2 separate regions of the Homo sapiens genome follow, and region 1 is linked to region 2. A link is an interaction called in ENCODE POLR2A ChIA-PET data of the cell type or tissue named here. Cell type or tissue: GM12878. All regions are shown on one strand. Each heading gives the region's core, and the rest is flanking DNA. Links, peaks and the distances in the headings are about the cores only.

The links. Peaks named below come from ENCODE experiments on the same cell type or tissue, not always from the same donor. Only the 100,000 strongest peaks of a DNase experiment are listed, where the experiment ranks them.
Region 1: POLR2A ChIA-PET joins it to region 2 with 5 read pairs; 4 of 35 experiments call an interaction of 5 or more read pairs at or near these places.

Annotation. Positions count from the first base shown.
Region 1 is chr22:50,564,849-50,579,078 of GRCh38, forward strand. CPT1B (carnitine palmitoyltransferase 1B) reads right to left here and starts at 13,579. Exons shown (of 20, transcript NM_152246.3): 1 at 13,538-13,579; 2 at 12,927-13,086; 3 at 12,476-12,615; 4 at 12,009-12,186; 5 at 11,688-11,789; 6 at 11,350-11,487; 7 at 11,187-11,264; 8 at 9,645-9,752; 9 at 9,487-9,571; 10 at 8,672-8,867; 11 at 8,027-8,212; 12 at 7,355-7,460; 13 at 7,158-7,274; 14 at 6,527-6,691; 6 more. The coding sequence starts at 13,067. The coding sequence ends at 4,490. CHKB-CPT1B (CHKB-CPT1B readthrough (NMD candidate)) reads right to left here. Exons shown (of 30, transcript NR_027928.2): 11 at 14,188-14,230; 12 at 12,927-13,086; 13 at 12,476-12,615; 14 at 12,009-12,186; 15 at 11,688-11,789; 16 at 11,350-11,487; 17 at 11,187-11,264; 18 at 9,645-9,752; 19 at 9,487-9,571; 20 at 8,672-8,867; 21 at 8,027-8,212; 22 at 7,355-7,460; 23 at 7,158-7,274; 24 at 6,527-6,691; 6 more. It overlaps LOC107985568 (a long non-coding RNA gene), which reads left to right. Exons shown (of 2, transcript XR_001755606.3): 2 at 3,759-4,295. CHKB (choline kinase beta) reads right to left here. Exons shown (of 11, transcript NM_005198.5): 11 at 14,115-14,230. RefSeq lists enhancers at 5,317-5,386, 11,292-11,586 and silencers at 11,292-11,586, 13,071-13,150, 13,491-13,610. In GM12878, for the core only: a CTCF peak has its summit at 11,431; no DNase peak of the experiment used is centred there.
Region 2 is chr22:50,323,502-50,339,964 of GRCh38, forward strand. DENND6B (DENN domain containing 6B) reads right to left here and starts at 3,511. Exons shown (of 20, transcript NM_001001794.4): 1 at 3,311-3,511. The coding sequence starts at 3,487. It also overlaps a transcript of PPP6R2 not described here. RefSeq lists silencers at 3,260-3,899, 8,793-8,982 and an enhancer at 10,591-10,720. In GM12878, for the core only: no CTCF peak of the experiment used is centred there; no DNase peak of the experiment used is centred there; H3K4me3 peaks cover 389 bases; H3K27ac peaks cover 750 bases.

The sequences.
Region 1 (14,230 bases), core at 3,864-11,863, 240 kb after region 2:
TTAGCCAGAGGGTGTGGAGGGAAATGCTGTGTATCACTTTGAGGTTGAGGCCATCAAAGCCTCCCACAGGTGGCCCCCTCTTTCTCTCCCCACGTACTTATGATGTTGATGCCCAAGGCAGCTTGAGTACTACCTGCTGAAGGCAGGGCCTCTGTCACCATAGATCCTTGAATAACAGTATGGAGCAGAGCCCTCATCTCAGCCAACTGGATTTTATCTGACCAACAGTCCAGCTTCTATTGGGTTGAGCCATGAGGTTTCAGGATTTATGTTATGGCTGCTAGCTTTTATTAATGCAGACCTGCAGACCTATGGGACATGGGGAACTAATTGGGGTTTGGGTTGTCATCAGAGGTTTATTTATTTTTTTAAGACAGGGTGTTGCTCTGTCACCTAGGCTGGAATGCAGTGGGTCAATCATGGCTCACTGCAGCCTCAATCTCTCAGGCTCAAGTAATCCTCCCAACTCAGCCTCCAGAGTAGCTGGGGCCACAGGCAAGTGCCACCACGCCTGGCTAATTTTTTTTTTTTAATTTTGTAGAGATGGGGTCTCACTGCACCACCCAGGCTGGTCTCGAACTCCTGGGCTCAAGACCTCCCAAAGCACAGGCATTACAGGCGTGAGCTACCATGCCCAGCAGTCTCCAGAGGTTTATACCCTGGTTTACCACTGTTGTTCCTCATCTCACTATTTTAACCCAGAACAAATGAGATAAAAGAACTTTAATGCTGAATTTTGATGTTAATTGAAAGCTAGCTTGTTGGAAACTCTGTTTACTGCTATCTCAGGACGGGGTGAGCTGATGTCCCCAGAAGACTACCAAAACGCAGGCACCTTCCCAGGGGAGGCTTACTGGCACCCAAACAGGTAGAGGTCTCTGGAAATACTTTTGGAAGCTGAAGAACGCTCTGATATGGAATGTAACATTTTGCAGGCAGAGGTGTACTCTTTTTTTTTTTTTTTTTTTGAGACAGAGTCTCGGTCTCCCAGGCTGGAGTACAGTGGCACCATCTTAGCTCACTGCAACCTCCATCTCCTGGGTTCAAGCGATTCTCCTGCCTCAGCCTCCTGAGTAGCTGGGACTACAGGCACGTGCCACCACACCCGGCTAATTTTTGTATTTTTAGTAGAGGCAGGGTTTTGCTGTATTAGCCAGGATGGTCTCGATCTCCTGACCTCGTGATCTGCCCGCCTCGGCCTCCCAAAGTGCTGGGATTACAGGTGTGAGCCACCGCGCCCGGCCCCAAGAGGCATACTCTTATAGCTCATGAAGACTTGAAGGAGGTGAGGAGCCTCTGCCCTGGGAATCCTCTCATGCACTTTCAAGGTTTTAACTGTCTTCAAAACTGTTAGAAGGAGCCTAGATCTCTCCTTAGCTTTTCATTTATATTTTCAAGAGTCTGAGACATTTTCACAGCTATTTCTTATAGGCAAGTCAAATTCAACATTTAAAGACCTAATTTAATCACCCAATCACCCAATATAGAAAATATGAGTTATCTTTGATTCCTCCTGATTAGACTTGTCAGTCCTACGTTTGACATTCCAAGCTCCTTAATTCTACTTTCCTATGGCACTGCCTTAGTTTAAGCCGCTCATTTCTTCCAGCTCCACCACCACCAGGAGCACTTCTCCAGCGGGTCTCCTTGCTTCCACTGTTACTGCGTCCTACTTTGTTCTAACGCCACCCTGGTTAGCCAGTGATCCCTTAAAATTAGGACAGATTATGCCACCCTCTGTTCAAAGCCCAACAGCTTCCCCCGTCATTCAGAAAATCCAGAATCTGGCCTACGAGGCCCTTGTTACCCCGATCTAGCTGCCCCGCTTGCTCTTCCCATCCCTGACTCCACACTAGCCACATCCTTCATCACAGCAGACACCGCTCGCAAAGCTTTGGCTCTTGCTGTTCCTTCAGCCAGGAATACTCTGCCCTTAGGTACGGAACATGAGGGACATGAGGGACATGACTTGCTCCTCGTCTCCTTCAGGCCTGTGGTCAAAGGACCCCAATCAGGAAGGCTTGCTTTTGCCACTGTCTGAAATTGCCACCCACCTCTCCTTTTGTCTCTCCACTTACTTTTCCTCTTTTTTTTTTTTTGAGACGGAGTCTTGCTCTGTCGCCCAGGCTGGAGTGCAGTGGCGCGATCTTGGCTCACTGCAAGCTCCACCTCCCAGGTTCACGCCATTCTCCTGCCTCAGCCTCTCCCAGTAGCTGGGACTACAAGCACCCACCACCACACCTGGCTAATTTTTTGTATTTTTAGTAGAGACAGGGTTTCACCGTGGTCTTGATCTCCTGACCTTGTGATCCACCTGCCTTGGCCTCCCAAAGTGCTGAGATTACAAGCGTGAGCCACTGCGCCCAGCCCATGGTGTCTTATAAGTGTCTTATATAAGGGTACCATTTTTTTTTTTTTTGAGACGGAGTCTCGCTCTGTTGCCCAGGCTGGAGTGCAGTGGTGCCATCTTGGCTCAGTGCAAGCTCCGCCTCCTGGGTTCACGCCATCCTCCTGCCTCAGCCTCCCAAGCAGCTAGGACTACGGGCGCCCGCCACCATGCCTGGCTAGTTTTTGTATTTTGTTTAGTAGAGACACTGTTTCACCGTGTTAGCCAGGATGGTCTCGATCTTCTGACCTCGTGATCCACCTGCCTCGGCCTCCCAAGGTGCTGGGATCACAGGCGTGAGCCACTGCACCTGGCCATAAGGGTGCCATTTTTAATCTTTTATATAACATTTTTACTATACCTTTTCTATGTTTAGACAAGTTTAGATACACAAAGACTTCCCATTGTATTACAGTTGCCTACAGTATTCAGTATGGTAACATGTTGTAAAGGCATGCGGCCTAGGAGCAACAGGGTAAGCAGCATAGCCCAGGTCTGTAGTAGGCTGCACCATCTACCTTTGTGTAAATGCACTCTAGAATCTTTGCACAACAAAATCGCCTAACAATGCACTTCTCAGAATGTATCCCCTTCATTAAGCAACCCATGCCTGTACTTGGTAAGTGGATTATCCCAAAAGCCTCCTGGTTTCCTGCCAGCTGCTCTGTCCCCTGACCACACCTGCCTCACCCAGCAGTGAATTCGACATGGGCAGGAATAGGACCTTGTTTACCACTGAATCCCCAGCACAGGGCCAAGTCTATGGTGGGTGTTCAACAGACACTGGTTCCTGGCCGGGCACGGTGGCTCACGCCTGAAATCCTAGCACTTTGGAAAGTCGAGGTGGGAGGATCACTTAAGCTCAGGAGTTCGAGACCAGCCTGGGCAACATAGTGAGACCCTATCTCATGGGAAAAAAAAGAAAAAAACAAAAACAGATGAAGACACTGGTTCCTAAATGAAGGTCCAGAACTGAATCTAATTCACTTCAATTACAGTAATTGAGGGCCTACTTATACTTTTCATAAAAATTATTTTTTATGGCTGGGTGCGGTGGCTCACACCTATAATCCCTGCACGTTGGGAGGCTGAGGCAGGTGGATCACCTGAGGTCAGGAATTCGAGACCAGCCTGGCCAACATGGTAAAACCCTGCCTCTACTAAAAATACAAAAAATTAGCCGGGCGTGATGGCGGGCGCCTGTTGTCCCAGCTACTCAGGAGCTGAGGTACGAGAATCGCTTGAACCCAGGAGGCAGAGGTTGTAGTGAGTCGAGATCGTGCCACTGCACTCCAGCCTGGGCAACAAGAGCGAAACTCCGCCTTAAAAACAAAGAATAATTATTTTGTATTTACTCTTAACATGATTTTAGCAGCCGAGCCAACCTCAGTGAAGGAGTGTCTGTTGCTACAGGTCATCCTGCGTGCCCTCTTGCAGACATGACCACCTGGCGCCTCAAGACTTCAGGCCTGGGCCTGCAGCCCCTTTCCATGCTGACAAGAAGCTGCGGGGCCCGTGCAGGGTTGTGCCTCAGCCAAGAGGGGTGCCTCACACATGCCCCTGCATGGGAGGAGGTGGGCTCACTCTCCAGCAGACAGACAAACAGAAATGGCCCCAGGGAACAGGTGAAGGTTCTGAGGCAAGTATTTATTCCAAGCAAACACGTGGGCGTGGACAGCTATCTCAGAGCCTACGTCACTCAGCAGAGTCACACATTTCAAAGCAGGTCACACAAGTCCCTCATGAACAGTCTTCCAGCTTCAGCCCTTCTCTTGCCACCTCTGTGGTCTGAGCTGGGGGAGGGGGAGGGCCTCCGAGTTCCCAAACAAAACACAGGTACCTAAGGGCTGAGAGAAAATTACACAGCCTTATTTTTATTAGTATCTATCAAGAAAAAAAAAAATCAAAATTCCCTTCCTGCTCCAACCCCACCTCCACCACCTGGGCCCTCAGGGAGCAGCATCTGCCCAGCGAGGACCTGCTGCCGGAGCTGTCCTTGGAGCCTGGGCACCTGTGCACGGCCACCCCTCATGCCTGTGAGCTGCCACAGGTCCCTTCCTCCACAGTGTGGGGACGAAAGGGCAGCTGGCATTTCTCCAACCTTCAGCTGTAGGCCTTGGGAACTTGGAAAAGATCAGCAATGTCCAGCAGGGCTTTGCGGATGTGGTTTCCAAAGCGCTGGGCGTTCTGTGGGAGCCAAGAGTTCAGATGCACCTTCAGATATGTACCCACCCCTCTGTTCCCACAAGCAAGGATGCCTCCCCAGCCAAAGACACCTGTGTTCCTGGGCAGCCCCAGGTGGCACCCCTTCCTCAGGCCTGAGCTGTGGCAGGAGACTCACCGTCTCTGAGCTTGAGAACTTGCTGGAGATGTGGAAGAAGATCGTGTTCTCGCCTGCAATCATGTAGGAAACTCCATAGCCATCATCTGCTACCTGAGGGCAACAAGAAGGGTGAAGAAGGCATAAATCAAACCTTGAAGATCTGAAAGCCAAGCTGATATTGTACTTGTTCTTCCCACAAGAGTTGCAGGAACGGGCCCCAGCCCTAGACACTGCATTTTTCCTGAGGACCACCCCCAGGAAACTGTGAAAACCAAAGAATGCTGCCCAGACCCCGCCAAGGGATCTGGGACCTCCCAGTTTCCCTCAGGGGGCTTATTCTCTAGATCACTCCGTCTCTCTCCAGAGGGTTCTCTAGCCTTCTGACAAGCTAGCCCATGTGAAGGTTTCTGTGGGAGACAGCTGCACTCTCTTGGATAAGTAGACTTCAGAAGCACCCAGTGCACTGCCCAGTACCCTGGAAACCAGCCCCACAGTCATGCTTCAGTACCCCGGAAACCACGGTCATGCTTCAGCAGGGAGGTATTTGGGATGGGTGGGTCCCAGGTGCTTGGCTGCCTGAGTCCATAGCTAACATTCTGCTTCCATGCAGGTCTGGGGTTATGCTCTCCTCTAAGCAAGGTGCTCCTGCCTCTCGTCTGACCTCAGGGCCTGCACTCGCCACTGAAACCCTCAGGGCCCTGGTGCTGCCCACCCACCCCCTTCAGGAGCACTCACAGGGCCAAAGCCACCTCCAGCGCCCAGGTGATTGGGGTGCTGCTCTGGGTCGAACATGCGGATCTGGGATTGGGGGATCTGGCTGGTGGAGAGACGCCAGGGTTCCGAGAGCACCTGCAATGGAGGCCACAGCTGGTCAGAGGCCACATACCCAAAGCACCTGTCCAACACGTGGTGTCTGCGACCTACTCTGAGCCAGACACGGTTCTGCTGAGGGTGCAGGAGCTCCCTGGCCACCACCCCGTGGTCCCCTGTGCATCATGCCACATAAGGCTTGTGTGAGCTGCCCAGCCCTCCCTCTGCTCTGCCTCTCCCCCACATAGCCTCACTAGTCTCAGTAGTGCTGTCACCACCTGACAGATCATATATTTGTCTGTTCCCTGTCACAAGGACACCAACACCACAAAGAGGATGTTGCTCCTGCTCAGTCCCAGGACCACAGGCCCAGGTGGGGTGTGGGCGGGAAAGCTGGCCCAGCACTCCAGGGAGCTTCAGGGGAGCAAGCCAGGAAAACAGGCCGTGCTCCATCATGAGATGGCCCAAGCCCTGCGTGTAGGAGGGCAGTGGGACAAAGGACACACCCAACAACGGTGCTGACCTCAGCAAGGAAAGGAGAGCTGACTCCTAGGTACTTGGAGACCAAGTAAAGGCAGAAGAGGTGCCTGTCGATCCCTGCCCCGGTCATGGCCAGGCGGTACATATTCTGGTGCTTCTTAGCAGCCTTCTGGAAGAGATCTCGCAGGTCTGCTTTCTGCGGGGCAGAAGTAAAGGGGTGAAGAGTAGCCCTGGCCCTCCAGGCAGACAGGAGGCAGAGGGGGCACCTCACCCGACGACTGTGACCCCCACATGGGCAGAGGACACTTACTGTGTGGGACCCCTCCATCATGGCCTGCACAAAGGCTGTGGACTCGCTGGTACAGGAACGCACAGTCTCAGTCCGTCCCTCCCGGAACATTCTGGTCATTGAGGCCTCATAGGTCAGGCAGAACTTACCCCTGTCCTGGGATATACAGAGGGGTGAATCTGGCAGGTGGACCCTGGTACCACCCTGCCCTCTCAGCAGCGGGAGGCGGGGCTCCTACCCGGAAGTGAGCCAGCTGCAGCGCGATCTGCACAAAGGCATCAGGGCTGGTCCGGCACTTCTTGATGAGGCCTTTGCCAAAGGGCAGGAACTGGAAGCAGTACAACTCCACGTCGTCTGCCAACGCCTTGGCCACCTGGTAGGAACTCTCGATGACCGCCTGGCACTGCCAAGACATGGGAAGGGTCAGCTGAGGGTAGGGCTCTCCAAGCAGGACTCTGGGTCATGTCTAGGAGGCATGACGTTTAGCTGGTGGAGAAAGGGCACAGCCGGCCAAGACATCTTCAGGAGGAGGGTACGCAAAAGACAGTCTGAGGGAGAATCAGCCCCCAGAGGCCGGGCTCAGCTTTGTGGGTAAGAGGGAAGTGCTGAAAATGCTCCAGGGGCCTGTGAGTGCCTCCTCCATCTCATGGCTGTCTCTAAACACAGATGGCCCCAGGGGCGGTGGGTGGTCTCTGTCCTCCCTGAAGCCAGTTTGGACTCTACAGGTATCCTGAGACGTGCCCTGTGCCTTCCCGAGGGCTGGGCCAGGCAGTGAGGCCAGCAGGGGAGGAGGAGGCTCAGGCCTCGTCGGGGCTGTACCCACCTGCTGCTTTGTGGTCTCACACCTGCTCTGGGAGCTTCCAACCCACCTGTTTTGGAATGTCCCACTGCAGCCGTGTAGGAGGTGCGAGCGCAGGGTTCGGTTTGCCCAGGCAGTGCCCGGTCTCCGTGTAGCCCAGGTGGAAGCTGTCTGTGCCCAGGACAAACTGCAGGGAGAGGATGAGACTGAGAGGCTGGCCTCATCCCCTACAGCCTGCCCTGCAGGTTCCCTCTGCAAGGCTATTACCTCCCAGAGGTGCCCAATGATGGGAGCATCTGCCCACGCATGCTCTGCATTGAGACCCAACTGGCCATTCTTGAAGGAAATGAGAGTGAAGGATTTGTCAAACCACCTGCAGGAAGAGTAGACACATGAAGAACCAAAGCTGGGAATGTCCAGAGGTGCCTGACCTGCAACCCCAACCTTTAACCCTAATTACTAACCCTATTCTCTCTCTCTTTTTCTCTCACTTTTTTTTTAAATTGAGATGGAATCTTGCTCTGTTGCCCAGGCTGGAGTGCAGTGGTGTGATCTTAGCTTCCCATAACCTCCCGGGTTCAAGGGCTTCTCCTGCGTCAGCCTTCCGACTAGCTGGGATTACAGGTGCCTGCCACCATGCCCGGCTTTTAACCCTATTCTATAACCCAAACCCTAGCTTTTAACCCTAGCCACTAGCCCTACCCAACCACTAATCACAATCCTAACTACTTTTATGAAGGGGTCTCGCTCCGTTGCCCAGGCTGGTCTTGAGCTCCTGCACTCAAGTGATCCACCTGCCTTGGCCCCCAAAGTGCTAGGATCACAGGTGTGTGCCACTGCACCCAGCTCATAACCCTACCTTCTTTTATCTTTAATCCTCTAACCATAACCCTAACTTTTAACCTTAAGCTGTAACCTGTGGGGCTGGGGCTGCCGTACCTGTTGTAGCAGTTGCCATGTAGCAGGGCCTTGCCATAGAGGCTGAGGCTGGCCTCATCTTCGGGGTCATAGGAGTAGGATTCCTCATCCAGGGCCACGAAGAAAGCGGCACGCTCGATGGCCTCCAAGGCAGCCTTATTCTTTCCAGAGCTAAAGAAGGCCTGGCGTGCCTGCGCCCACTCCACCCTGAAGCATGGGGCAGGGTAAGCAGTGGGCACGTGGACTTGGGATGAGGGTGCCTCTGAGGGCCTGGCTGGACCTGGAGATGGGGGTGGGGTGCCAGGCTGGACCTGGAGATGGGGGGTACCACGCTGGACCTGGAGATGTGGGGGTGCCAGGCTGGGCCTGGAGGTGTTGGGGTGCGTGCCAGGCTGCGCCTGGAGGTGGGGGTGTGTGTGCCAGGCTGGGCCTGGAGGTGGGGGGTGCCAAGCTATTTTGGAGGGTGTCCCCACCCTCTGCACACTTCACCTGGCTGCCACCCGTCAGAGGTAGGTTATGCTGGCTGTCCTGCTGCCATGACCACCAATGCCCCTCCCCTAGTTGTGCCTCCAGCCTCCAGTTCCAGGGTGGCAGGCAGGGCCACGCTCCTCTCCTCACGGAGCCCTGAACTCAGGGTGGGGACAGTCCCTTCCTAGAGGCCAATACCTTCCTCCTGCAGTGAGGGCTGCCAGCTTCTCCTCCCCAGGCTGAGGTGGGGAGGGGTCGTCCAGGATCCTCTGGAACTGCATCTCCAGATCCTGAGGCTTGAGCAGACGGGCGCCCTCATAGAGCCACAGCTTGAAGAAGCGTCCCTTGTGGTAGACAGCCACGTGCCGGCTGTCTGAGAGGTGCTGTAGCACATCTGTGATACAGGCCACGGGCAAGCTGAGGCGGGGCCCCCAGCTACATCCTGGGAAGGGCCCACCTCCCATGCACTAGGTGACCCCTGCAGACCCTGTTTTGCTCGGCCTCTGCCTGGGCCTTCCTGCCCCCTGGATGGGATCCGTGTGTCCTAAACCAGGCCCTGTGCTGGGTGCTTCCACTCTCTCTCACGCAACACCAACAATCCTATAAAGTATTTCACAGAAGAGGAAACGACGCACTAGAGGGTTGTGCAAACCGCCTAAGGATACAGTGTCAGAAGCAGGGAAGGCTGCTGCCTCTGCCAGACCCCTGGGTGCGCCCCTCCCCTCCTCTGCCGGCTCCATGGCAGCGCCGGGTCTGTCCTAAGCTTTGGGCTGCAGCAGGACTCCCTTCACCATGCGCAGTGAGCCCCGGAGGGGAGGGGCTCTGCTCTGGGCCCTGTGGGGTCCCTGCGCCAGCATCATGCCTGTAAACAATGGATGTCTAGTATCTGTCACAATTGACTACTGTTCACAGTTTCAGGACCCTGAGACACTGGGGACGCTTGGTGATGAGCAGGCAGGAGGGCAGCGAGCCAGCCAGATGGCCCACAGGTAGCAGCGAGGGGGCTCAGTTACCTGTGTCCTTGCCCGGGATCCGAGTGGTGTTGAACATCCTCTCCATCTGGTAGGAGCACATAGGCACTATGCCCAGTGCCATCACCTGAGGGAAGGCCCAGCATGGCTCAGACTCAGGTCTCCCCTCCCATCCCACCTTCAACCCTGACGCAACTCACAGGCTTGATTTCTTCACGGTCCAGTTTACGGCGATACATGATCATGGCGTGGATGATGTTTCCCAGGCGGGCTGCCTGCACGTCTGTATTCTTGATGAGCACAAGGTCCTACAGAGGAACAGAGCCCGCGGGGTGGGGGCCTCTGTCTGGGTGTCACCTGAGTCTTGCTGACCCAAGGACCAATCTATTCGGGGGCCTGAGGTGTTCTGTCTCCCTCTTCCAGTACATCCTGCACATGCTGCCGGGGTGAACCTCCAGAAATGCACAACTGATCGCAGTAACCCTCTGCTCCAGCTTCAGCCTGAGCTGCTTTATTCTTTATTTTTTAGAGTTAGGGTCTTGCTCTGTCGCCCAGGCTGGAGTGCAGCGGAACAAGCATGGCTCACTGCAGCCTCAAATTACTCGCCCTAAGTGATCCTCCTGCTGCAGCCTCCTGAGTTGCAGGGATTAGAGTCATGCACCACCACGCCTGGCTCTGAGCTTCCTTTTTATTTGTTTATTTATTTTTATTTTTAAATTTTTATTTATTTATTTTTCTGAGATAGAGTCTCGCTCTTGTCACCCAGGCTGGAGTGCAGTGGTGCGATCTCGGCTCATTTCAAGCTCCACCTCCCGGGTTCACGCCATTTGCCTGCCTCAGCCTCCCGAGTAGCTGGGACTACAGACGCCCACCACCACGCCCGGCTAATTTTTTGTATTTTTGGTAGAGACGGGGTTTCACCGTGTTAGGATGCTCTCGATCTCCTGACCTTGTGATCCACCTGCCTCGGCCTCCCAAAGTGCTGGGATTACAGGCGTGAGCCACTGCACCCGGCCCGAGCTGCCTTTTTATAAGCTATTTTATGTGCTTATATTCTACTTCTTTTGCTTTGATAAAGGGGTTCTACCACTAAAAAGCAGTTTAAAACCTCTGCTATGGGCAAGTTGTGTGTAAGTTCCTGGAAGGACAGCTTATGGAGGAGAATTCCAGTAGGCTCTGGCAAGTCAAGTGTGCTTTGGACCGTGGGAAAGGAGAGAAGAGGCATGCCATACAGCCCAGGTGGCTGGGAGACCCAGAGACTCAGAAGGGCCAGTTACATGGGGCAGAGGCAGACTGACTTCCTGAGCTCTAAAAGCAGCAGCCTGGCCTCCATTCTGCTGTCCGGCTCTGCAGAGGGACACAAAGCAAGACACGTTCTAGACAATTCCCTGGTTATGGTGTCAGGACAGCTGGGAACCCATGGCCAGGAGGCCAGTGAGGAAACCAAGGAAAGAGGTGACAGAGCCCGAGCTGGGCAGGGGCAGTGACCCCGGGACTCTGAGAAGCGGTGGCAGGCTGGCGGTCTCCACTCTCCTCATCCTTAGGATCCCCATTGCCCCTAAGCTGCTTCTGGACTCTTCTAGGATCTCCTCTCTCTCTTCCCTTTCCCTCAGGCCTCACTCCATAACCCCCACTTGCCCACGGAAGCTGCTACTAGAGCTCTGGGCTGTCCTCCAGATCCCTTGCCTTGGAGCTGGGACAGAGCTGAGCACGTGCGGGGACCTGGGGGCTCTAGTTCATACCATGACATAATAGTTGCTGTTCACCATGAGAGGGCTCCTGCCTCGAAGGTAGATGTACTCTTCCCACCAGTCACTCACCTGTGGGGAGGTGGAAGGTTAGAGCTGGGGCGGGTGCAGCCAGGACACATGGCAGGTGACAGTGAGCCCAGGGGCAGGAACTTACATAGTTACTTGCCCACCATGACTTGAGCACCAGGTATTTCTGCAGCCTGGGGGCAGTCTTGTCCTGGAATTCTTTGGCCAGCAACTCCATGCGGTAATATTCCTCATCATCCAACAAGGGGCGCACAGACTCTAGGTACTGTCCAGCCAGTTATCATCACCGTGGGGCCAGATGGCAAGGGCTGCCTCTATCTTAATCCTCTTCCCACCTCTCCCTCCTCACCCAGCCCCATTATTCTCAAGCCCTTAAGGCCACTCTTTGCACAGAACCTTATATTTGGAAACATCTCCTGAATCCAACCTCCCCTGCCCACTGGGATGCCCAAGCGAGGCCCTCACCCGCTGAATTGTGGCTGACACCCTGGGCACAGGAAGCTTGGGCAGAGATGTCTGGAAGCTGTAGAGCATAGGGTGCCGGCTGGATAGAAGGCGGATACACATCTGGGGGTACAGAGCAGAGTGCTGGGGTGGGAGCCAGTGGAAAAAATGGAAACCAACCAGCAACTCCCTGAGACCCTCAGAGCCATCCCAGCCCCTCCAGGACAAACCACACACCAGGCACCAGTGCCCTGTCTGCCTCTCCCGTCTAGCTCAGAACCCCAAAGGAGTCCAAAGAGTCTCAACCCAGGTGCCTGAACCCCTCCACTGGCTGCTGCTCACAGCCCAGATCCTGGTCAAGTTGCTGGTCTTGCCATGCATCTCAAACATCCACCCATGGTAGCAGAGAAGCAGCTTCAGGGTTTGGCGGAAGAAGAAGATGCCCGTCACCCAGACGCCCGTGGAGAAGATGGCCATGCTGAGAAGTGCCCGGGTCTGCGGGGTCTGGTAGGGGCCACACCTATTGGAGAGGGGCAAGGGCTGCAGGGGGTCCTCTTGAGGCCAGCCTCGGGTGGCTGTGAACTGTCTCAGGGGAGACACCAAGGGGAAGAACCTCCCTGGGCACACTCATGTCTGACTGCATCAAATGAGCGGATGTAGGGCTAAGACAATGGTTGTCATAGGGGAGGGCTGCCCCGTGACTGCCAATGGCTGCTGTCCTGTATCTGCCCAGCTCAGGAACCTCAGCCTTGGGAGCTGGGCCCAGCCCTCCCTGGTGGCACCTGTGCCCTTCCAGTTTCACTCCTTACCCCTGAGGGAGGCATCTCTGGATGCAACTGACCAGCCCCAAGGAGATGTCCACGTTGCAGAAGGAGGAACCCACTGTTGCCATGATGACGACCAGCCAGCTGGTGGGGCTGCCAGGGTACACGCCCCTGAGGATGCCATTCTGTGGGCAGAAACAGGCGCCCTTATGGAGCCGGAAGGCGGGAGGTTAGCCTGCCTGTGAAGTCTTGGGAACTGGCTCCTGGTCTTGGCCTGGAAGGCTTTCTCTCCTGATGCCCTGCTGTGCTCCTTCCTCCGCCACACCCACAGCTCCCTGTGTCCGACCACATCCTGTGCACCCCTCTGGTGTCTGTACTTCCACAACCTGTACCGGGCAGAAGTGCCAGCCAAGGAGGCAGTGAGGGACCCTAACAAAGCGCTTAACAGCTGACAGCCGGCCTCTGCCTACGCTCTGGGAGAAGCACCTGTGCGCACCTTGATGCGGATCAGGCGTTTCTTCCAGGAGTTGATCCCAGACAGGTAGACGTGTTTCAGGGCCTCCCGACTGAGCCGGAAGTCGACCCCGTCTGGGGTCACCGTGAACTGGAAGGCCACGGCCTGGTGAGCTTCCGCCATCCTGGGGGTTGGTCGGCACCTAGGACGGGGGCAGATGGGTGCGCGGGCGCGCTTAGGCCGGCCCCGCCGCCAGCCGCGCCGAGACGCCCCCAGCCAGTCCGCGACCCCTCGCGCCCCCCACCCCGCGACTAGCGGCTGCCCCCGGCCCGCGCCCCCCGCCAGGCCAACCGCCGCCAAATCCTCGCGCCAGCCTTCCGGGTGGGCACAGCCACTGTGGTGCAGGGGATTTGGGCCTTGAAAGCTCCAGGAGCCCCAAGGACGGCGAAGGGCAGCCTGGAGTTGGGGGGCGTCAGCGAGGGCGCGGGCAGGGGAGAGAGGCGCCCCTGGAAGTGGAGCCGGCCTGGACAGAGGCAGGGTTCGGGAGCCCGCCCTTCCCCACCCGAGCGCGCGGGCCCCAGCGCCGTCCTCGCCCCTGTGCAGGGCTGAGGGCCCAGACCCCCGCGGGCCGCCCTGTGCCGGCCCCTACTCACAGCTCGGGTTCACTCCTGTCCGTGCGTGGGGCCAGCCACTCTGGCCCGTGTCCCCACGTCCTTCAGGCCTAGCCACCCCCGCCCCGCCCTCACCAGGAACCTGACACCTACTCCCAAATCGGGGTCGGGGAAAAACGTGGGGCGAGAACCAGAACCCACCCACCTTCCGCGGTGGGAATTGCAGGGCGCGGCTGGGTTTCTGTGCGGTGAAGGTTGCTCAAAGGTCTGGGAGCCTGGGGGGCCCCAGAGTCTCGTGAGGATGGTGGCTTTAGAGCTAAAAATAGCCAAATGTAGGGAAAAGGTCACCGATGTGTCAGCTGCTGCCTGTTCTGGGATCGCTGGTGCTCCGGGCGGCATCCCCACCTCAGGGTCGTCTTCATACCCCCATCACTCTCCTCCTCCCCAAGTCCTAGTATTTATTATTCTAAGCTGCAGCCAGGGGACTGGGGAGGGATGGGGGACCCCAACTGGCAGCATGAACGCTAACCACTTTCAATCCCAGAGCACTGAAGAGTCCCTTTGTGTGTACTGCTCGGTTTGGTACTTTCTGCTGCTGCTCAGCAGGGCCAGGACAGGGTGGGAAGAAGAAGCTTGTTTATTGTGTTACATACACAGCACGGGGCTCTGGCCTGCCAGCCATGGGGACCTACTCAAACTCAGGAACAGGCCGGTCTCCTGAACCTCAGTTTCACT
Region 2 (16,463 bases), core at 7,054-15,053:
TCTCAAACTTCTGAGCTCATGCAATCCGCCTGCCTCAGCCTCCCAAAGTGCTAAGATTATAGGCATGAAACACTGTGCCCGGCCTCATTTTGTATTTTTTGTAGAGATGTGGGTTTTGCTATATTGACCAAGCTGGTCTAGAACTCCTGGGCTCAAGTGCTCCTCCCACTGTGGGCTTCCAAAGTGCTAGGATTACAGGCATCAGCCAGCACGCCTAGCCTTTTTTTTTTTTTTTTTTTTTTAATTTTGTTTTGAGACAGGTTCTTGCTGTAACCTAGGCTGGAGTGCAGTGGTGATCATGGCTCACTACAGCCTCGAATTCCTGGGCTCAAGCAATCCTCCAGCCTCAGCCTCCTGAGTAGCTATAACTACAGGTGCATGCCACCACACCTGGCTAATTTATTTTTAATTTTGGTAGAGACAGGGTCTCACTATGTTTCCTAGGCTAGTCTGGAACACCTGGCCTCAAGTGATCCTCCTGCCTCGGCCTCCTAAAGGGCTGGATTATAGGCAGGACCACTGCGCCCAGCCCAAGAGGTGAGTTTTCAAGAGCTGAGAAGGCGGAGCCAGGCCCTTTCCTAAGCTGACCTGTACACTCCAGTCACCCCACAGTCCTGCCCAGCCCCTCACAAGCCAGATCCCTTGTCACCCCACAGCCCTGCTGGCCCCTCTCAAGCTGGACCCCTCATCTCTCAAGCAGGCTGCACTGCACTCATTTCCATGATGCTCCCATGCGTACAGTTGCGGGGGTATCCTGTGAGGGCTAAGGGGGAGTCCTGTGAGCACTATGGACTCTGAACCACTTACTCTCCATATCACTGGCACATAGTGTGAACTCCTAAAGGGCAAGAGCCTTGTCTACTCACTTACATGCTGGGCACCAGTATTGTGGGGCTGGGCTGGTGATAGCTGCTCAATGTGATCTACGGTTTTGTTTTTTGAGACAGAGTTTCACTCTTGTTGCCCAGGCTGGAGTGCCATGGCGCGATCTCGGCTCACCACAACCTCCGCCTCCTGGGTTCAAGCGATTTGCCTGCCTCAGCTTCCTGAGTAGCTGGGATTACAGGCGTGCGCCACCACGCCCGGCTAATTTTGTATTTTTAGTAGAGACAGGGTTTCTCTGTGTTGGTCAGGCTGGTCTCAAACTCCTGAACTCAGGTGATCTGTCCGCCTCGGCCTCCCAAAGTGCTAGGATTACAGGCGTGAGCCACCATGCCCAGCCTTCAAAGTGATTTACTGAATGAGTAACTGAATCACCAGCTCCTTGCCTTTTGCTTATGTTGGCATTTTGGGAGAGGGGTTACCTGAAACAGGACCCCCTCCCCTGTCTCTTCTCAGCATCCAAGACTTATTTACCTAAGCCCATTCCTTCCTCTGAGCTGCATGCATCCCAACTAGAGTCTTCCTTCCATATCGCAGAACCAAGCACAGTCCTGGGGCTTTGCAGTGCTTAGCTGGGCTGAGCTGTGACTGAGTTGCACAGTGGGTGCTCCCTAAGTCTGTAAGTGACTAAAACGACCTCGATCTTCCCTGTGACTTCCAGGTGAGGGAGGAAAGGCAAGAGTCATGTGCTCAGGCCCCGGTGGATCCACTGCCAGGTTTCTGCACAGACTCAGTGATCTGCAGGTGCCCAGATCATTGCTATGGAGGGTTTCGCTCATGGACCTGGGTCCCCAACACTCTGCCAGCTGACCATGCCCCTAGTCCGAGCTGAGCATCCCCAGCAAAAGCTCAGGAGTCCAAGCACACACAGCCTTCAACAGCTCAGAAATAACTTTCCGAATGGGTTTTAGAAAATAACACGAGAATGTCTTAAGGAACAGAGGAACCTCCTTTTTTTTTTTTTTTTTTTTTGAGATGGAGTCTCACTTTGTCGCCCAAGCTGGAGCGCAATGGTGCAATCTCTGCTCACTGCAACCTCCCCCTCCCGGGTTCAAGCCATTCTCCTCCTCAGTCTCCCGAGTAGCTAGGACTACAGGAGTGTGCCACCTCGCCCGGCTAATTTCTGTATTTTTAGTGGAGATGTGGTTTCACCATGTTGGCCAGGATGGTCTCAAACTGCTGACCTTGTGATCTGCCTGCCTCGGCCTCTCAAAGTGCTGGGATTACAGGCATGAGTCACCGCGTCCGGCCAGGAACCTCTTAACTTCTTTTGTGATTTTGTGGGGAACAATCTGGGCAACAGTATTGAACTAAGAAAGGTTTTCAACCCTGGGCAGGTCACCACACTTCTTGGTACTCAGCCCCCACCCAGTGATGCTGTTTGAGGCTGTGCACCTGCTGGGGACCGTGTGTGGTGGGAGGGGCTCCAGAGAGTGCTAGAGTTAATGCTTTTCTGTTTAGAAGACTATATGCTTCTCATGGCCTCTTGGAGTTCAGCAGGGCCTTAGAAAGCATCTCCCAACCACAGAGACGCGCTGCCTGGCTTTCCTGATGATGATGATTTGGCCTGATCTTGGACACCTGCGGTAATAGAGAGCTCACTACCCCTCACGAGGTTCCTTGCGCCAGCGCGGGGAAGCCTCCCTCCATCTGCAGGTGGGCCTCCCCTGTGCTGGTCAGCTCCCTGGTGTGTGTTACACAGGACACAGAGAAGATCATCCTGCGGGGCCTCCCTGGAGGAAAGGAGGCTGCCTGTGTGGGTAGGTGAGTGGAGGCCTGCAGGCAGCAGAAAGACCACATCGAAAGCCCATGGGCACAGCCGATGAACAGACCCCCACGAGCAAGAACACCACAAGACGCAGGTGGAGGGACGGGGCCCATGGGGTCTGGATCTGATGCTAGGTGAACAAGGAGGCGCTGCAGGGTTTTAAGCAGGAGAGCCACAAAGGTTGAACTCTGGGGTGCAGCTGGGGTGGGGATGACATCAGTGATGGCAGCAAAGGAACGGATCCGAGACCTTTGTTGCAGAAGGAGCCGTCAGCCTCGCCTATGCCCAGAGATGGGATGCGGAGCGGAGGGTAAGCCCGGGACTCTGGCGGGAGCCACTGAGGGGATGAAGGTGTCACTGCTCCGGTGGGGAATGGAGGGGGGAGATGTGAGACATTTACTGGGAAAAATCGAAAGAGTACCACTTAGGTTATGCAAAATGCTCCATCCCAATGTGAAGACAAGATCCGACTCCGAGCAGCTCGCCTTCCCTCCTCGGCCTGGGGAGCGCTTCTGGAGCCCGGAGAAGAGGCCCCTCCAGGAGGCGGCGGCCGAAGGCCAGGGAGAGTGCGGGGCGGCCGAGGGCCCCAAGCGAGGCGGGACTGGCCCCGAGAGGCGCAGCCCTGCCCACCCGCCCGCGCCCGCGCTCGCGCCCGCTCACCTCCAGCGCCTGGCCCAGCTCCAGGTCGAAGGTGACCACGCACACACACTCCAGCCAGGCGGAGAAGCGCGCCCAGGGCGCCGCCGGGGTCCGCGCCGCGCGACCTGAAGACGTGGGTCCAGCCGCGCCCAGGCAGCCGCGAGCCCGGCGAGGCCCTGTGCCCAACAGCGCGTCCATGGCGGCGGCCGCGGGTTGCCGGGGAAACGCGGGCGGGGGCGGCGCGCGTCCGGGCCGCTCCTCAGAACAGTCGAGCGGCCGCCGCGGCCCAGTGCGGCTCCCGCGCGGCCGCGCGCCCCCTAGCGCCCGAGAAGCGCCAGCGGCCGGGCGCCGCCCAGGGCACCAGCGAGCCGGACGCGCGCGGGCCAGAGCGGCCGGAGCCCACTGGGGGACTTCCGGGGAAGCGGCCGAACTGGGGCCTTCCAGGGTCCACGCCGTCTGAGGCCCGAGAGAGTCGGTTCGGCCCCGGTGTTCGCGGATCCCGGCTCGCGGGAGCCTCGGGGCCAGGCCAGGGAGGCAGAGCAAGCTGCAGCCAGCCGGCGCCGGGCTCGTCGGGCTTCGCAGGTCCGGCCAGCCTACCTCGCCCCACCGCGCAGGGGCCAGCGGCGTCGCGGGCGTTTTCGTGGCGGAATGGCGTCCTCACTGAGCGCCCAGCCACCACCGCGGACTCGCGCTCGCTTCCTCTGGGGCCCGCGCGGCCTGGGGTCGTGTCTGACCGCGGGTGTCCACGCAACACCTCTGCAGTTTCACTTTCCGGGGGAATCGCGGGGACCTGGAGCGAACTCTTCCCTCCCTCGCGAGGGCCCCGGGCCCCGCTGTGGTCCACAGAGCACCTTGAGGCCCGGCGTGGAAGGGCGAGTTTGGGGCTGTCGGTAACTTAATGAGGCACGCCTTTGAGTCGTGGGCCTCATGACGTTTCCGTGGAAGGCGGGCCGCATATACTGTGGTGGTCCCTTCAGATTACCACGTGTTGGCCAGACGCGGTGGCTCACGCCTGTAATCTCACCGCTTTGGGAGGCCGAGGTGGGGTGGCGGATCACGAATCCAGGAAATCGAGACCAACCTGGTGAAACCCTGTCTCTACTGAAAATACAAAAATTAGCCGGGCGTGGTGGCTGGCGAGCGCCGTAACCCCAGCTATTGGGGAGGCTGAGGCAGGAGAATCGTTTGAACCCCGGAGGCGAAGCTTGCAGTGAGCTGAGATGTCGCCATTGCACTCCAGCCTGGGCGACAGAGTGAGACTCCATCTCAAAAATAAAAAAATAAAAGATTACCACGTGTTGTTCGGATCATCTGGCCTAGGTGTGGGGTAGGCTGTCCCATCTAGGTTTGTCACATAACAAAATCGCCTAATGACACATTTCTCAGGACATAGCTTCACCGTTGAGTAGCACATGGCCGTATTGTTTTTTGTTTGTTTGTTTCTGTTGTTTTTTTTGAGACAGAATGTTGCTCTTGTTGCCCAGGCAGGAGTGCAATGGCATGGTCTTGGCTCACTGCAACCTCTGCCTACTGGGTTCGAGCGATTCTCCTGCCTCAGCCTCCCGAGTAGCTGGAATTACAGGCGTGCACCACCACGCCAGGCTAATTTCTGTATTTTTGGTAGAAACGGTTTCACCATTTTGGCCAGGCTGGTCTCGAACTCCTGAGCTCAGGTGATCTGCCCGCCTCGGCCTCCCAAAGTGTTGAGATTACAGGCGTGAGCCACTATGCCAGGCCCGACTGTATAGCTTTTATTTTTATTTTTAGAGGAAAGGTCTCACTCTCTCCCAGGATGGAGTGCAGTGGCCCATTGCAGCTCACTGCAGCCTCGATCTCCTGGCTCAAGCTATCCTGCCACTCAGTCTCCTAGGTAGCTGAGGCTACAGGCACACGCCGCCATACCCCATTATTTTTTTATTTTTATTTTTTGTTCGTTTTTGTGGAGATGGGGTCTCGTGCTGCCTGGGCTCATTTTCATTTCTCTTGGGCGTGCATAGAAACCAAATTGCTGAGGCATAACCTGGGTATATGTTTAGCTTTCCCCAAAGCAGCCATACATTTAAAAACATTCCTACCAGGCCAGGCGAGGTGGCTCATGCCTGTAATCCCAGCACTTTGGGAGGCTGAGGCTAGTGGATCACCTGAGGTCAGGAGTTTGAGACCAACCTGGCCGACATGGTGAAAACCTGTCTCTACTAAAAAATACAAAAATTAGCCAGGCATGGTGGCGGTCACCTGTGATCCTAGCTACTCAGGAGGCTAAGGCATGAGATCGCTTGAACCTGGGAGGTGGAGGTTGCAGTGAGCCGAGATCAAGCCACTGCACTCCAGCCTGTGTGACAGAGCGAGACTTTGTCTCAAAAAAAGATAAAAAAAGAAAATGGAAACATTCCTACCAACAGTTTATGTTTCCTTTGCTCCACATCCTTCCCAACATTTGGTGTTGCCAAGCGTCTTCATTGTAGCCAGCCAATGAGTGGGTAGTGGTATCTTGTGATTTTTAAAATTTTGTTTATTTTATAGAGAAGAGATCTCATCCTATCACCCAGGCTGAAGTTCAGTGATGTCATCATAGCTCACTGCAGCCTGGAACTCCTGGGCTCAAGGGATCCTCCTTCATTGGCCTCCCAAGTAGCTGTAACTACAGGCATGTGCCACCGTGCCTGGGTATTCTTGTGGTTTTGATTTGCATTTCCCTGATTACTAATGGTCTTGAGCATTTTTTTCCCCTGTGGTTATTGCATGCCATCATTGTAAGATGTACTCTGATTTTGAGGTAGGAGGCAGAACTTTATTCCAGACCAGATTAAAGACTGGCTGAAGGCCGGGCGCGGTGGCTCACGCCTGTAATCCTAACACTTTGGGAGGCCGAAAAGGCGAGCAGATCAGCAGATCGAGACCATCCTGGCTAACACGGTGAAACCTCATCTCTACTAAAAGTACAGAAAATTAGCCGGGTGTGGTGGCTGGTGCCTGTAGTCTCAGCTACTCGGGAGGCTGAGGCAGGAGAATCACTTGAACCCAGGAGGCGGAGGTTGCAATGAGCTGAGATCGCACCACTGCACTCCAGCCTGGGCGACAGAGGGAGACTCTGTCTCAAAAAAAAAAAAAAAAAAAAAAAGCTGGCTGAAACTGGGAAGAGGCAAAAGCACCGCTCCATGAGACATGCCCACCAGTGCCATCTCTGTTTACCATTGCCATGGCAACACCCACAAGTTACTGCCGCTTCCCATGATAACCACCCCAAAGTTAACGACCTTTTTCTAAAACTTTCTGAATAACTTGCACCTTAATTTGTACATAATTAAAAGTAGTTGGCCGGGTATGGTGGCTCACGCCTGTAATCCCAGCACTTTGGGAGGTCGAGGCGGGCAGATCATGAGATAAGGAGATCGAGACCATCCTGGCTAACACAGTGAAACACCGTCTCTACTAAAAATACAGAAATTAGCCAGGCGTGGTAGCGGGCACTTGTAATCCCAGCTACTCGGGAGGCTGAGGTACGAGAATCGCTTGAACCCAGGAGGCAGAGGTTGCAGTGAGCTGAGGTTGCGCCATTGCACTCCAGCCTGGGCGACATACTGAGGCTCTGTCTCAAAAAAAAGAAAAGAAACGAAAAAAAAACAGAGAGAGAGCCGGGCGCGGTGGCTCATGCCTGTAGTCCCAGCACTTTGGGAGGCCAAGGCGGGCGGATCATGAGGTCAGGAGAGATTGAGACCATCCTGGCTAACACAGTGAAACCCTGTCTCTACTAAAAATACCAAAAAAAAAAAAAAAAAGCCGGGCGTGGTGGCAGGCACCCTTATCCCAGCTACTCTGGAGGCTGAGACAGGAGAATGGCGTGAGCCCAGGAGGCGGAGCTTGCAGTGAGCCGAGATCGCGCCACTGCACTCCAGCCTTGGGCAACAGAGCAAGACTCCGTCTCAAAAAAAAAAAAAAAAAAAAAAGAAAAGAAAAAAGAAAAAAAGAAAGAGAGGAGGCTTAGAGTCAGAGAAGTCAATGTGGTGCTGGGATCTGAGAAAAAGAACCTGGAAGATGGTCAGTTGCTGGCTTTGAAGATGGAGGAAGACACTAAACCAAGGGATGCAGGACAAGCTGGAAAAGGCAAGGACATAGATTTTCCCTGGAGCTTCCCAGAGGAAGCCAACATCTGGATTTTCGTCCCATAAGACTCATCTCAGATTTGTGAGCTCCAGGACTGTAAGGTAATAAATGCGTGTGGTTGTAAGCCATGACGTGTGTGGGGACCTGTGTCAGCAGCAACCGGAAACTACTGCATGGACGATCTAGTTTATTCTGCCTGGTTTCTTGTGCCTCACGTTATGTTTTTGAGGTCATGCATGTTGTTGCATGTACCAGTAGTTCATTCCTTTCGTGAATAGTATTTTATATGATGTTTTCGTGTCCATTTACCATTTGAAGGACATTTGGATTATTTCCAGTGTTTGCTTATTATGACTCATGCTGCTGTGACATTTGTGTACAAGTCTCGGTGTGGACACACGTTTCCATTTTTTTGGCATAGATATGTAGGAGTGAAAGTATTGGGCTGTATGGTAAGTTTATATTCAAATGTTGGAGAAATTATCAAACTTTTCCGAACAGTTTTACATTTCCACTAGGAATGTATAAAGGTTCCAGTTCTCCACATCCTCCCCAACGCTTAGTATTATTGTTCCAGCCGTTCGAGGGGGTCTGCAGTGGTACTTTCTTGTGGGCGAGTTTGGCATTTCCCTGATGATTAATGGTGTTGAGCATCTTATGTGCTCCTAAGTCATTTGTGTTAGCTTCTTTAAAAAAATGTTTATGCAGCTTTTTTGCCTATTTTTTTTAACTTCTTTTTTTGAGACAGAGTCTCGCTTATGTCACCTAGACTGGATGGAATGCAATTATGTGATCTCAGCTCACTGCAACCTCTGCCTCCCGAGTTCAAGCAATTCTCCTGCCTCAGCCTCCCGAGTAGCTGGGATTACAGATGCATGCTACCATTCCTGGATAATTTTGTATTTTTAGTAGAGACGGGGTTTCACCATATTGGCCAGGCTGGTCTTGAACTCCTGACCTTGTGATCCACCCGCCTTGGCCTCTCAAAGTGCTGGGATTACAGGCGTGAGCCATTGCATCCGGCCCTATTTTATTTTATTTTATTTATTTTGGAGAGACAGGGTTTTGCCATGTTGCCCAGGCTGGTCTTGAACTCCTGGGCTCAAGCAATCTTCCTACCTCAGCCTCCCAAAGTGCTGGGATTACAGGTGCATGCCACCACACCCAGGTATCTTTTATGTTTCTTAATGGCATCTTTTGAAGATCAAATATTATAATTCTGATGAAATCTAATGTACCATTTTCTTTCATGGATTATGGTTTTGGTGTCATATCTAAGAAATGTCTTAACCTAAGGTCCTAAGTCAAATAATACTTTTTATGTTTCTTCTAGAAGATTTTTTTTTTTTTTGAGATGGAGTCTTGCTCTGTTGCCCAGACTGGAGTGCAGTGGTGCAATCTTGGCTCACTGCAAGCTCCGCCTCCCAGGTTCACCCCCCCATTCTTCTGCCTCAGCCTCCTGAGTAGCTGGGAGTACAGGTGCCCACCACCACACCTGGTTAATTTTTTGTATTTTTAGTAGAAGCGGGGTTTCACTGTGTTAGCCAGGATGGTCTTGATCTCCTGACCTCGTGATCCGCCTGTCTCAGCCTCCCAAAGTGCTGGGATTACAGGCGTGAGCCACTGCGCCTAGCCTCTTCTAGAAGATTTTTAGCTCTTATATTTAGGTCTGTGATTCACTTTGAATTAATTTTTGTGTATGGTATGAGATAAGGAGATAAGGTTTAAATCCTTTTTTTTTTTTTTTTGAGATGGAGTCTCGCTCTGTCACCAGGCTGAAGTGCAATGGCGTGATCTTGGCTCACTGCAGCCTCCACCTCTTGGGTTCAAGCGATTCTCCTGCCTTAGCCTCCCAAGTAGTGGGTACTACAGGCACGCACCACCACGCCCAGCTAATTTTTGTATTTTTAGTAGAGACGGGGTTTCACCATGTTGGCCAGGATGGTCTTGATCTCTTGACGTCGTGATCCACCCGCCTCTGCCTCCCCATGGGCTGGGATTACAGGCCTGAGCCACCACAACCAGTCCTAAATTCTTTTTTTATATAGATAATCAGTTTTTCCAATACCATTTGTTGAAAATATATTGTTTTCCCATAAAATTGACTTAGGAGCGAGGTGTGGTGGTTCAGCTACTTGGGAGGCTGAAGCAGGAGGATCACCTAAGCCCAGGAGGTGGAGACTGTAGTGAGCTGTGATCGCACCAGTGCACTCCAGCCTGGGTAACAGAGTGAGACCTCATCTCTAAATAAATAAATAAATAAACTTAGCACTTCTGTTAAAAAAATCAATCGATGATAATTGTGAGGGTTTTTTTTAATTCTCTATTCTGTTCCCTTGATCTATATGCTTTTCCTTATACTAATTCTGTCCTGTCTTCATTATTCTAGCTTTGTAGTAAGTTTTGAGATCACGTAGTGTAAGTCCTCCAGCTTTGTTCTTTTTCTTTTTTTTTTTTTTTGAGACGGAGTCTCGCTCTGTCGCCCAGGCTAGAGTGCAGTGGCACAATCTTGGCTCACTGCAAGCTCCGCCTCCCGGGTTCACGCCATTCTCCTGCCTCAGCCTCCTGAGTACCTGGGACTACAGGCGCCTGCCACCACGCCCGGCTAATTTTTGTTTTTAGTAGAAACAGGTTTCACCGTGTTAGCCAGGATGGTCTCGATCTCCTGACCTCGTGATCCGCCCACCTCGGCCTCCCAAAGTGCTGGGATTACAGTCATGAGCCACCGCGCCTGGCCCCAGCTTTGCTCTTTTTCAAAATTGTTTTGACTATTTTGTGTAGGGTCCAGCCCTACAGGGCCTGTTGGTTTTTCTTTTTGTGTGTGGAGACGAGAGATCGTAGAAATAAAGACGCAAGACAAAGAGATAGAAGAAAAGACAGCTGGGCCCTGGGGACCACTACCACCAAGACATGGAGACCGGTAGTGGCCCTGAATGCCTGGCAGCACCGTTATTTATTGTTTACAAGGCAAGAGGGCAGGGTAAGGAGTGTGGGTTGTCTCCAATGATAGGTAAGGTCACGCGAGTCACGTGTCCATGGGCCAGGGGGCCCTTCCCTATTTGGTAGCCAAGGTGGAGAGAGAGAGAGGACAGGTAACGTCATTATTTCTTTTATGTATTTCTTGGAGAGATCAAATACTTTAATACTTTCACTAACTTTGCTACTGCTATCTAGAAGGCGGAGCCAGGTGTACAGGGCGGAACATGAAAGTGGACTAGGAGCGTGACCGCTGAAGCACAGCATCACAGAGACGTTTAGGCCTCCGGATGGCTGCGGGCGGGCCTGACTGATGTCAGGCCTTCCACAAGAGGTGGTGGAGCAGAGTCTTCTCTAACTCCTTTTCCTGGTCCGCTGAGTAACAGGTGCCTTCCCAGGCTCTGGCGTTACCGCTAGACCAAGGAGTCCTCTAGAGGCCCTGTCCGGGCGTGACAGAGGCTCACCCTCTTGTCTTCTGGTCACTTCTCACCGTGTCCCTTCAGCTCCTATCTCTGTATGGCCTGGTTTTTCCTAGGTTATACTTGTAGAACAAAGATTATTATAATATTGGATTAAAGAGTAATGCTATAAGCTAATAATTAGTAATATTCATATATAATCATATATATAATCTATTTCTAGTATAGCTTCTCGTCGTATATGTTTCCTTTATTATACTGGAACAGCTTGTTTCTTTGGTCTCTTGCCTTGGCACCTGGGTGGCTTGCCGCCCACAATTTTGATCATTTGCATATCTATACAGATTTCAGTATTAGCTTGTCAATTTCCACCACCAACAAAAACACCTGCTGAAGCCAGGTGCGGTGGCTCACGCCTATAATCCTAGCACTTTGGGAGGCCAAGGTGGGTGGCTCACTTGAGCTCAGGAGTTCAAGACCAGCCTGGCAAACATGGTGAAACTCTGTCTCTACTAAAAATGCAAAAAATTAGCTGGGTGTGGTGTCGCGTGCCTGTAGTCCCAGCTACTTAGGAGACTGAGGCAGGAGAATCGCTTGAACCCAGGAGGCAAGATCGCACCAACTGCACTCCAGCCTGGGCAACAGAGTGAGACTCTGTGTCAAAAAACAAACAAACAAATAAAAAACACCTGCTGAGATTTTGCCAGAGATTACATTGGATCCACAGATCAATTTGGGGGAGAATTGCTATCTTAACAATGTTGAGTTGTTTTTATTTTTGAGACAGGGTCTCGCTCTGTCGCCCAGGCTGGAGTGCAGTGGCGCAATCTCGGCTCACCACAACCTCCGCCTCCCAGGTTCAAGCGATTCTGCTGCATCAGCCTCCTGAGTAGCTGGGACTACAGGTGCCCGCCACAACACCCGGCTAATTTTTTTTTTTTTTTTTTTTTTTTTTAGTAGAGATGGGTTTTCACCGTGTTAGCCAGGGTGGTTTTGATCTCCTCACCTGGTGATCCACCTGCCTTGGCCTCCCAAAGTGCTGGGATTACAGGTGTGAGCCACCGCGCCCAGCCATAATTTTTGTATTTTTAGTAGTGACGGGGTTTCACCATATTGGCCAGACTGGTCTCAAACTGACCTTGTGATCTGCCCGCCTCGGCCTCCCAAAGTGCTGGGATTACAGGTGACAGCCACCGCATCTGGCCCTTGTTTTTTGTTTTGTTTTGTTTTGTTTTGTTTTTGAGACGAAGTCTCACTCTGTCGCCAGGCTGGAGTGCAGTGGTCCAATCTCGGCACACTGCAACTTCCACCTCCTGGGTTCAGGTGATTCTCCTGCCTCAGCCTCCCGAGTAGGTGAGACTACAGGTGCGCACCACCACACCCAACTAATTTTTTTTTTTTTTTGAGATGGAGTCTCGCTCTGTCACCCAGGCTTGAGAGCAGTGGCGCAATCTTGGCTCACTGCAAACTCCACCTCCTGAGTTCACGCCGTTCTCCTGCCTCAGCCTCCCCAGTATCTGGGACTACAGGCACCTGCCACCACGCCCGACTAATTTTTTTGTATTTTTAGTAGAGATGAGGTTTCACCATGTGGGCCGGGCTGGTCTCGAGCTCCTGACCTCGTGATCCGCCTGCCTTGGCCTCCCAAAGTGCTGAGATTACAGGCGTGAGCCACTGCACCCAGCCACAATGTTGAATGTTTTTTTTCTTTTTGAGACAGAGTCTTGCTCTATCGTCCAGGCTGGAGTGCAGTGACACAATCTTGGTTCACTGCAAGCTCTGCCTCCTGGGTTCACGCCATTCTCCCACCTCAGCCTCCTGAGTAGCTGGGATTACAGACGCCTGCCACCATGCCCGGCTAATTTTGTTTTTGTATTTTTAGTAGAGACGCGGTTTCACCATGTTAGCCAGGATGGTCTCGATCTCCTGACCTCATGATCCACCCACCTCGGCTTCCCAAAGTGCTGGGATTACAGGTGTGAGTCACCGCGTCCAGCCTGAATTTTTAAACCAATTTTAACCAAAAATATGACATGTCTGTCAACTTATTTAGGTCTTCTCCAACTTTTATCAGCAGGGTCATTATTTTATTTTATTTTATTTTGAGATGGAGTTTCGCTCTTGTTGCCCAGGCTGGAGTGCGAAGGCGCGATCTCAGCTCACTGCACCCTCCACTCGCGGGTTCAAGTGATTCTCCTGCCTCAGCCTCCCAAGTAGCTGGGACTACAGTCGTGCATCACCATGCCCAGCTAATTTTTGTGTTTTTAGTAGAGAAAAATTTTTTTTTAGAGACTGGGTCTCACCGTATTGTCCTGGCTGGTCTCAAACTCCTGGCCTCAAGTGATCCTCTTGCCTCAGCCTCCCAAATTGCTGGGATTATAGGTGTAAGCCACCACACCTGGCCTGTTCCTTCTTTATTTTAATTAATTAATTTAGAGACAGGGTCTTGCTCTGTCACTCAGGTTGCAGTACAGTGGCGTGGTCACAGTTCACTGCAGCCCCGACCTCCAGGGCTCAGGCAATCTTCCCACCTCAGCCTCCAGAGTAGCTGGGACTACAGGCGTGCACCACCATGCCCAGCTAATTTTAAAAATTTTTGTAGAGACAGGCTCTCGCTGTGTTGCCCAGGCTAGACTGTCCTTTCTTGAACACAAACTTAACTTCATTACTTTATAATTAATCCCCTCTTGTTGATAATATTTTTATATCAAACTTTCCCTGTTGAAATCATTGTGTGGTCTCTGTCCCTTTATTGAACCATAACTAGTGATACAATTTTGAAGGAGGAAAAACCAAGCAGGGAAGGTGGTGATGAAGAGAGTGTGTGTGTGTGTGTGTGTGTGGTGTGTCTGTGTGTACAGTGTGTGTGTGCGATGTGTGGTGTGTGTGGGGTGTGTGCGTGTGTGCTGTGTGGGTATAGTGTGTGTGGGGTATGTGTGTGGTGTATTGGTGTGTGTGTGTGGTGTGTGTGCAGTGTGTGTGGTACATGTGTGGTGTGTGGTATGTGGGGGTGTGTGTGTGCGCCTGCATGTGTGTGTGGTGTGTGTGTCTGCGATGTGTGGTGTGTGGGTGTGTGTGTGCTGTGTGGGGGGTGTGTGTGTGTAGTGTGTGTGTGCGATGTGTGGTGTGTGTGGGGTGTGTGTGTGCGGTACGTGTGTGGTGTGTGTGGTATGTAGTGTGTGTAGTGTTTGTCTGCGATGTGTGGTGTGTGTGCGGTGTGTGGGGTGTGTGCGTGTGTGTATAGTGTGTGCGATGTGTGGTGTGTGTGGGGTCTGTGTGTCTGTGTAGTGTGTGTGCGATGTGTGGTGTGTTGGGGGTGTGTGTGCTGTGTGCGGTATGTGTGCTGTGTGGGTATAGTGTGTGTGTGGTGTGTGTGGTGTGTGTGTGTGTGCCATATGTGGTGTGGTGTGTGTGCGGTGTGGTATATGTGTACTGTGTGGTATGTAGTGTGTGTGGTATGTGGAGTGTGCACGATGTGTATGGTGTGTGTGTGGGTGTGTGTGTGCTGTGTGGGGCATGTGTGCTATCTGGGTACAGTGTGTGTGTGGGGTGTGTGTGGTGTGTTGGTGTGTCTGTGTGTGGTGTATGTGTGGTGTGTGGTGTGTGTGGTCTGTGTGGTGTAGTGTGTGTGGTGTGTGGGGTGTGTGCATGTGTGTGTGATGTGTGTGGTGTGTGTGGGTGTGTGTGCTGTGTAGGGTGTGTATGTTGTGTGGGTATAGTGTGTGTGGGGGGTATGTGTGGTGTGTTTGTGTATGTGTGGTGTGATGTGTGTGGTGTGTGTGGTGTGTGTGATGTGTAGTGTGTGTGGTGTGTGGTATGTGGTGTGTGTGCATGTGCGTGCATGTGTATGTAGTGTGTGTGGTATGTGTGTGCGATGTGTGAGGTGTGTGTGTGCTGTGTGGGTATAGTGTGTGTCGGGGGTGTGTGTGGTGTGTTGGTGTGTGTGTGTGGTGTGTTTGTGTCTATGTGTGGTGCGTGTGAAGTGTGTGGTGTGTTTGTGGTGTGTAGTGTGTGGTGTGTGTGTGGTGTGTGGTGTGTGTGTGGTATATGTAGTGTGTGTGGTATATGGTGTGTGGTGTGTGTATGGTATATAGTGTCTGTGGTATGTGGTGTGTGTGGTATGTGTGTGTAGGGTGTGTGGTGTGTGTAGAGTGTGTGGTGTGTGGTATGTAGTGTGTGTTATGTGTGTGTTATGTAGTGTATGTGGTATGTGGTGTGTGTAGTGTGTGTGTGCGGTGTGTGTGTAGGGTGTGTGGTGTGTGTGGTATGTAGTGTGTGTGTTTGGTGTGGTGTGTGTTTGTGGTGTGTGGTGTGTGTGGTATGTAGTATGTGTGGTATATGGTGTGTGGTGTCTGTGGTATGTAGTGTGTGTGGTATGTGGTGTGTGTGTAGTATGTGGTGTGTGTGGTGTGTGTAGGGTGTGTGGTGTGTGTGTGGTGTGTAGTGTGTGTGTTATGTGGTATGTGTGGTAGGTAGTGTGTGTGGTATGTGGTGTGTGTGGTGTGTATGTACGGTGTCTGGTGTGTGTGTGTGTAGGGTGTGTGGTGTGTGTGTGGTGTGTGGTGTGTGATGTGTGTGGTATGTAGTGTGTGTGTTATGTGGGGTATGTGTGGTGTGTGTGGTAGTGTGTGTGGTATGTGGTGTGTGTGGGTGTGTAGGGTGTGGTGGGTGTGTAGGGTGTGTGGTGTGTGTGTGGTATGTAGTATGTGTGGTATGTGGTGTGTGGTGTGTGTGTGTGGTGTGTGTGTGTGGTATGTAGTGTGTTATGTGGTGTGGTGTATGTGGTATGTGGTGTGTGGTGTGTGTGGTATGTAGTGTGGTATGTAGTGTGTGTTATGTAGTGTGTGTGGTTTGTGGTGTGTGTGTGGTATGTGGTGTGTGTGGTGTGCGTGTGGTATGTAGTGTGTGTTGTATGTGGTGTGTGTGTAGGGTGTGTGGTGTGTTTACGGTGTGTGTTGTGTGTGTTGTGTGATTGTGTGGTGTGTGTAGGGTGTGTGTTGTGTGTGGTATGTGGTGTGTGTTGTGGGTGTAGTGTGTGTGGTGTGTGTGGTATGTAGTGTGTGGTATGTGGTGTGTGTGGCTTGCGTGTGGTATGTAGTGTGTGTGTGGTATGTGGTGTGTGTGTAGGGTGTGTGGTGTGTGTTTACGGTGTGTGTTGTGTGTGGTGTGTGATTGGTGTGTGTGTAGTGTGTGGTGTGTATAGGGTGTGTGTTGTGTGTGTGGTGTGTGTGGTATGTGGTGTGTGGTGTGTGTGTGGTGTGTGTGTGGTGTGTGTGGTATGTAGTGTGTGTGTGGTGTGTGTGGTATGGTGTGTGCGGTGTGTGTGGTATGTAGTGTGTGTTATGTGGTGTGTGTGTAGGGTGTGTGGTGTATGTTTCGAGTGTGTGTTGTGTGTGGTGTGATTGGTGTGTAGTGTGTGGTGTGTGTAGGGTGTGTGTTGTGTGTGTGGTATATAGTATGTGGTGGTGTGTGGTGTGTGTGGTATGTGGTGTGTGTGTGGTGTGTGTGGGGTATGTGTGTGTGGTGTGTGGGGTATGTAGTGTGTGTGGTGTGTGGTGTGTGTGTGGTATGTAGTGTGTGTGTGGTGTGGTGTGTGTGTGGGGTGTGTGGTGTGTGTGGTATGTGGTGTGTGTGTGGGGTGTGTGGTGTGTGTGTTATGTAGTGTGTGTGTGTTG